Linked DNA regions of Homo sapiens: region 2 is linked to region 1. A link is an interaction called in ENCODE POLR2A ChIA-PET data of the cell type or tissue named here. Cell type or tissue: GM12878. All regions are shown on one strand.

Region 1 (4,000 bases):
TATTCCTTTTTATTGCTGTATACTTTCCATTGTGTGCATGTACAATTTATCATTTCACTGTTGATTGTCATTTGATCATTTCTGGTTTGGGCTAGTTTGAATAGTGTTGCTATGAACATATAAATGCATTTATTTGGGTTATTTATCTGTTACTAGCATTGTTAGGTCATAGTGTGAGCTTTAGTGTATAGTGCCAGTTTTTGAAAATGGTTGTACCCATACCAAATTGCATGTCTGTAGCAGTGTGTGAGAGTTTGTTAACTTCTCTAACACTTGGTATTTGCCCTCTTTTTCTTTTTAGCCATTCTGGTAAATACATAGTAGTATCTCAGAAAATCTTCTGTTGGGAAAGTTAGTTGCAAATTTGGGACCTCCTGGGACTTTAATCTGTCACACCAACTTCATGCCACCACTGAAGCCTCAATAATACCTCTTCGTCCAGTACAGTCCCTTTGCTTAGGGCAAGCATGATCTTCAGTCTGCACTCAGAATTAGCAGATATTCCCAGATAAGAAAATGAATGATGATTATCAGCTCACCTCAGAGGTTGCTCACCTTTCTGGAACTAGTTTATCCAATCCTTGTTGCTTGCACAACTTTCCAACATCTTTGCAAATGTGATTTTTGTAATTTATCATGGCCTTTTCTAGTTGTTGAAGCTGAATTAGTTTGCCATGAGCTGCTATATCCTACCCAGAAGTGGAAGTTGTCAGTAGATTCTTGGGATTTTCTATATACATAATCATATTGCTTGAGAATCATGTTAATTTTTTTCCTCTTTCCTTTCCCATCTCTATGTGTTTTGTTTCTTTTTCTTGGTTTATTTGGACTGGTTAGAACTACCAATACAATGTTGAAATAGAAGAAGTGTTAGTGGCATCGTGTTGGTGGGGGAGGGCGGGAGATTGTTTACATTAATTGTAATGTAAACTATTGAGTATACCATTGAGTATGATAATTACCATAGTTTCTATGATATTCTTTTTAAAATGGATAAATTTAATTCCAGTTTGCTGACTTTAAAAAAATACGTGAATGGTTGTTGAATTTAAGTACTTTTCTGCAGCTACCAAGATGATTATGATTTTCTTCTCTTTTTTCTGATTATATGGTTTAATGTATACTTTTAAAAAATAGTATACTTAAACCCATTCATGTCTACTGTAGTACTTGTTTTTATGTTTCCTTTCATGCATGAGTCAGTTCTGTACATATACTCTCTTGCTTTAAACCTGTTATACATTTAATCCTGCCATGTATTATGGTTCTTAGCTAAGGGATTCCTTTGGTAGATTAGAAGCATTGCAGACTCCCCCTACTACCTGTGTTTTATATGCAGAAGAAGGAGTGAAAAACTGAAAACTTTCCTTGGAGCATTTATTTTGACCTAGTTTAATTTTTGTTTCCTGGCTTTTGTTATTTGGGATTGTAAGGGAAGAAGAATGGGGCTAGGGAAGGACTGTGAGGGTGATAAACAGGAGCTGGAGAATAAACCAGTGTATGATTTCCTTCAGCACCACCTCTGTCCCTCCCCTTCCCACGCTTCCTCTTTCTCTGTAGTTCCAGCTTTACCACAATCAGCTTGCCCTTGGGCAAGTCACTTAACCACTTATCTTTTCTTTTTTTTCTTTTTGGTTATACTTTAGTATGCAAGCACTGACTGAGCTTTTGTTTCTCATTTGGAGTTGAAGAGGATGACTGCGAACAGCTGTTACGACCCACCACTTAAGGAGAATGGAAGGATTAAATGAACAGTTTATAAAGCCTATGACACTTTAAAAAAATGAGAGTGATTGTTAGGATTAGATTTGTACAATGGTATTCTATCTTTTTTTTTTTTTTTTTGAGATGGTGTCTCGCTCTGTCACCCAGGCTGGAGTGCAGTGGCGCAATCTTGGCTCACTGCAACCTCCGCTTCCTGGGTTCAAGTGATTCTCCTGCCTCAGCCTCCCAAGTAGCTGGGATTACAGGCATGCGCCATCATGCTTGGCTAATTTTTGTATTTTCAGTAGAGACAGGGTTTCACCATGTTGGCCAGGCTGGTCTCAAACTCTTGACCTCAGGTGATCTGCCCACCTCGGCCTCCCAAAGTGTTGGGATTACAGGCGTGACCCACGGCACCCGGCCTATATCTTACATTTCCTAACAGCCCTGAAAACTCCATGTGGAAGAAGGATACTTGTGAAACACCCTTGGTACCCAAACTACAAGAAACTTTCTATAGTTACCTCTGTGGCACAAGGTCTAAAACAGAGGTTTTATTCACTTGCTTAAACTTTATAACGTTTCTATAAAGTGTTCTGTGTTAAGCTTGTCACTTTTGGAATGAACAACCATTGATAGGCATGCATCAAACTAAAACAACATTTGCAAAAGCACTTCTCTCTAGAATGATACTACTTTAGAATTTCTTTAAATTGCAACCACCCTACTTCATTTAAGGGTTTATTTGTTGATCATAAACTCCTTTCCAGAGGGCCAGGACATAGAGTTACGATAGCTGATATTCTGCCTGGCACAAAGGCAAAACATCAGGGGTGAATAAGTTTAACAGGATTTTATTTTGTACCCAACTTTATGATCTAGCTGGTGTATGAAGTTAGGTGTACCTGTTCCTATAACTGAAGAGCTTTGGGTAGGTGGTTCCCTAAGACATGTTGTTATTTTTTAGTTCATGTATTATTAATAGTACTTGGGGTATATGGTCTTAAGCATTAATATGTTGAGGCATCCTTGGGCTCATACCACCACTATCTTGTCACCCTCTGCTTATTTACCTCTACCTTCTGCAAGGAACTGGGAATGTTATGTGGTGTGGTTTTGATTCCATGCCTTTTCTCTCTGGGCTCCTCCTCCACATGCATGAGTGCTATAGGCCTTGACTTCCACCTATGGTTTTGGGAGTGGGTGGATGGATTCCACAGAAGGGAGGTTTTGGTTTGTAATTCACTATTAACGTGATCACTCACCTGTTCAGGTTTATAGGTCATTATTTCTAAATCAGGTCTGACTTTAAATTTGTGAGAGACCAATGGAGGTGAGTAGGAAGCAAAAAGCAAAGTAAAATTTCCCAATCTGCTACTATATTGATCATGAAACACTTTAAAGAGAGATGAGAAAGACTGAAAGGTCACCTGAATAAAAGATTCTTTGCAGAGTAAAATTTACTCTTGGTGTGGAATTTGGAAATGACCTTATATTTGGGGATTTGTTTTTGCAAACCTGAAATTTAGGCCTTTACATGTCTTAGTCCATGATCTTGACCTGGAGTTCCTGTTGTAGTTCATTAGCACCACGCTTCTTGTTTTTCCACTGTATTCCTCATGCTTTTTCCTCATTGTCAGGCTTCGCTCACGAATTCCCTTCTACTTTGATTGATTGTCCCCTTGCCTTTTATTTGGTGTGCTTCTACTCCCCCTCCTAGACAGGGTTACTCCCATAGTGCCCCAGGGAAAGTTTTGTCACCACACTTAAAAGATAATGACCTGGGCTGGGTGTAGTGTCTCATGCCTGTAATCCCAGCACTTTGGGAGGCCAAGGCGGCAGTCTCTTGCGCCCAGGAGTTTGAAAGACCAGCCTGGACAACATGGCAAAACCCCATCTCTACAAAAAAATTACCTAGAGACTAGGCACGGTGGCCCATGCCTGTAGTCCCAGAACTTTGGGAGGCCAAGGCGGGTGGATTGCTTGAAGCCAGGAGTTCGAGACCAGTCTGGCCAGCATGGCGAAACCCTGTCTATAAAACAAAACAAAAAATTAGCTGGGTACGGTGGTGAGTGCCTATAGTCCCAGCTACTGGGGAGGCTGAGGTGGGAGGATCACCTGAGCCCGGGATGTTGAGGCTATAGTGAACCAAGATTGTGCCTGGGTGACAGAGTGAAACCTTGTCTCAAAAAGTAGAAAAAAAAGATAATGACCTGTTTTTATATCTGACTTCATCACTAGTCTAGGTTCCTTCAAAACAAGGGCTCTGGTGTACTCATTTTTGTAACCATTTGCA
Region 2 (4,000 bases), 77 kb after region 1:
TTGGGAATGGACTATTTTGACATAACAGTGTGGGTGATTACAGGTGGGCTGAATTTGGTATAGTTTTACGCCAAAGATTTACTTGGGAACCTCTCCTATTTACAGAATTATGATTAGAGATAGGTAATTCTGCCAAAAAAATTTTTGGTAGGAGGGCCAAATAAGTAAAATTGGAGATAGGCAATAATTTTGAAGAGAATGATACTGGAATTGACGGGTACTTGAATGAAGGGGAATTAGGAAGTAAAAATATCACAAAGGTATTGACTATGAGTCATGAAATAAAATACATTTATAAAAATGGAAACTGGAATTATAATATTTAATTGGAAACCCATAGGATTCTTTGGCAGAAATAGTTTTAGGAAACCCACAGGTGCAGATAACATGTAATCATTACAAGTATATTTTTATAAGGGATTAACAAAGACTTTTATTGAATTTATATATTGGGGTTTACAATGTTGGGTTACTTTTACATTAACAGTGGCTTCTTCTGATAAAAACTCATTAAGCATTATTGTCAATATTGCTCAAAACTGTGTAATAGAAGGTATATTAAATGAAGGAAGAGAAGCTTTTTTTGGCCAAGCTTGATTGTTTGGTTGTTCCCTATGCATGAACCATCTGTGCTGCCTTTTCCCCCCAGCTATTTTATCCTCCCAAAATGGTGTTCTCCTTTCCCCCTTCTTCTTCATGGGCCAGTGCCTACATCCTACTTCTCCTTCCAGGCCTATTTTATAAGCTACTTATTCCACTAAACTTTTTCTAAAACTCCCAGCTAGAAATAATCACATCTACCTCTGGACTTGCAGCACAATTTTTCTGAACCTCCCTATTCAAGCTACTTAGCACTTCTCTTGTGTTGGGATTGAAGTGCATCTCCATCTTCTTGTTAGACTGTACATTCCTTAAAGCCAAAGTCTGTGTCTAGTTCATTTGAGTAGCTTCTAAAGCAACTGGAACATATTATTACTTCAGGATACCTTTGTTGAATGCTTAGAGATACGTTGAGCCCAGCTCTGCTGTTGTGCATGACCAGTCATCACAGATCTGGTAGTGGTTTATTTCCAACTTTTGCCAGTTTATTCCTCAGTCACTAAAACCAGGACAAGACTCAGGATGTGCTGATCCCACTACAATTAGAGAAAGACTCAGGATATTCTATGCAAGAGCCATAACAGTTGACTTCAAAGTGAGGCCAGTGTAGAAACAATATTTCAAAGTGCAATTCATCCTTCTTACTTCTTTTGACTCTACTTCCCTCTTTCTGTCTCCTTTCCTAGGATCTTAATCTCTTTTGCCTCCTAAGTACCCTCCCAAATTTCTCCATGTTCAAAAATAGCCCAGTTCACATCTCATTCTCAAAATGCTAAGTGGTAGGAAATCATGCTGAATTAGCCAGCTGATCAGATGTGAATCTTTAAATAGTTCTTCACTTAACTCTCCATGGAAAGGCACTTAGTATTTAAAAGTAAAATATTCAGGCCTGGGTGGTGGCTCATTCCTATAATCCCAGCACTTTGGGAGGCCAAGGTAAAAAGATTGCTTGAAGCCAGGAATTTGAGATTAGGCTGGGTAAAATAGAACTTGTTTCTACAAAAAATTTAAAATAAAAAAAATTAGCTGGGCATAGTGGCGCACACCTGTAGCTACTTAGGAGGCTGAGGTGGGATGATCGCTTGAGCCCAGGAGGTTGAGGCTGCAATGAGCCATGATTGTGCCACTGCACTCCAGTCTGGGTGCCAGAGTGACAGACTGTCTCAAGTGAAAAGGAAAATTTTCAAGCATTATAAAGGAGATGTTTTATTTATCTTTATTTTTGTTATTATTTTTTGAGACGGAGTCTTACTCTGTCACCCAGGCTGGAGTATAGTGGCACAATATCAGCTCACTGCAACCGAGAAGATGTTTTAGAATATATATGAAAAGGGCCAGGCAGCCGGGTGCAGTGGCTCACACCTGTAATCCCAGCACTTTGGGAGGCTGAGGTGGGTGGATCACCTGAGGTCAGGAGTTTGAGACCAGCCTGGCCAACATGGTGAAACCCCGTCTCTACTAAAAATACAAAAATTAGCTGGGCATAGTGGCAGGCACCTGTAATCCCGGCTACTTGGGAGGCTGAGGTAGGAGAGTTGCTTGAACCCAGGAGATGGAGGTTGCAGTGAGCCGAGATTGCACCACTGCACTCCAGCCTGGGTGACAGAGCCAGACTCCGTCTCAAAAAAAAAAAAAGAAAAGGGCCAGGCGTGGTGGCCTACATCTGTAATCCCAGCATTTTGGGAGGCCAAAGCAGGCGGATCACCTGAGGTCAGGAATTCAAGACCAGCGTGGCCAACATGGCAAAACCCCGTATCTACCAAAAATAGAAAAATTAGCCAGGTGTGGGGGCACATGCCTATAGTCCCAGCTACTCAGGAGGCTGAGGCAAGAGAATTGCTTGAACCCAGTAGGCGGAGGTTGCAGTGAGCTGAGATGGCACCACTTCACTCCAGCCTGGGTGACAGAACAAGACTTTGTCTCAAAAAAAAAAGTACAAAAAGGCTAGAAGGATGTGAGGTGGGTGAGGGAGAGAGGCTTACAGGCCACGTTCCTCTCTCTCTGCTTTTTTTTTTTTTTTTTTTTTTGAGACAGGGTCTCACTCTGTGTCTTGGTCTGGAGTGCAGTGGTATACTCACAGCTCACTGCAGCCTCAAACTCCTGGGGTCAAGTGATCCTCCCGCCTCAGCCTCCCAAGTAGCTGGGACTATAAATGTGAGCCATGGCACTGGCTCCCCTCCTTCTGATGAGAGGGAACTTAGTGCTGCCAATTTATAATTAGTAAGTTTGACTGTTGGTCAAAGTTGGACATGATCAGAAAAGTGAAATCAATGAAATACAACTCCAGGCTTCTCTACCTCCCTTTTCTATTAATGTCTAAATTATCATCTGTAAGTGTGGGCAGACATAGCATTGACTTTATTAAACCCCAAATAAGTTTTTGAACTTGCTGCTGTCTTTTTGAAACTTCCTAGGAGGATGGTTTGTTTATCAGCAGAGAAATGAAGTTCACAATAACTGTGGCATCGAGATATACTACCAAACAGACATGCAAAGCACCTCAGAGAATATGTTTCTGGAGCTCTTCTGTCAGATTATCTCGGAACCTTGCTTCAACACCCTGCGCACCAAGGAGCAGTTGGGTGAGAGGAAAGTGGGGAAATAGCAGGGTACTGTAGACTTTGATGAATTATTTTCCCTGTAAAACATTTTCCACATTTTCACCTAACACTGTATATCAGGCATGGTCTACTTAGAGAGACTTGAGAAAACCTTATTACAGAGAATCCACTTCTAAAAGATAAGCAATCACTATCTTATGGACATTAAAGCAATTATTTATGAGATGATACTGCATATTACATACATGTCAATAAAGAGGGCATTTTAGGTGGGGGAAAAGGATACTAAGGACAAGCTTATGGGTAGCAAGATGAGAAATGAGCCATCCAGAGGAGCTTAGATTCACTAAAGCCTGAGTTCCTTGAGGGCAGGTATTATCTCTCATTCGTCTTTATATCCCAAGCCTGGGACATACAGAAGGCACAGCAAGTGTTCCCAGTTTTAGATACTGTTAAAAGTCTTGAGGTACTGGCAGATTTGATCAATGAGGAAAGAAGCTCAAAGAAGCCCCAGTAATGACAGAAAGGAACCAGTGAAAAAAGGATGAGTCTCTCCAAGTACCCATCATTGTTTAAATACCCATTGTGCTAGGTGCTGGACATGGAAAATGGATGCTCTGGATGGTCCTTCCTTTCGAGGAGCTCACAGTCAAATCAGGATGGCAGGCCTGTAAAGGAATAATTTTAGTACAGCATGGTAAATGTTATTATAAGAGCTCAAACTATTGGCCGGGCACGGTGGCTCACGCCTATAATCCCAGCACTTTGGGAGGCTGCGGCGGGTGGATCACCTGAGGTCAGGAGTTCAAGACCAGACTGGCCAACATGGTGAGACCCCA

Evidence for each region. ChIA-PET counts read pairs that join two places held together with the same protein. Peaks named below come from ENCODE experiments on the same cell type or tissue, not always from the same donor. Only the 100,000 strongest peaks of a DNase experiment are listed, where the experiment ranks them.
Region 2: POLR2A ChIA-PET joins it to region 1 with 7 read pairs; 3 of 35 experiments call an interaction of 5 or more read pairs at or near these places.

What each region holds. Positions count from the first base shown.
Region 1 is chr10:92,542,078-92,546,077 of GRCh38, reverse strand. The region is part of intron 1 of IDE (insulin degrading enzyme); the gene reads left to right. Among named protein-coding and RNA genes, the nearest start is that of IDE, 30 kb to the left of the region's middle. In GM12878, no CTCF peak of the experiment used is centred here; a DNase peak (open chromatin) is centred at 1,567.
Region 2 is chr10:92,464,858-92,468,857 of GRCh38, reverse strand. It overlaps IDE (insulin degrading enzyme), which reads left to right. Exons shown (of 25, transcript NM_004969.4): 20 at 3,015-3,182. Among named protein-coding and RNA genes, the nearest start is that of IDE, 110 kb to the left of the region's middle. In GM12878, no CTCF peak of the experiment used is centred here; no DNase peak of the experiment used is centred here.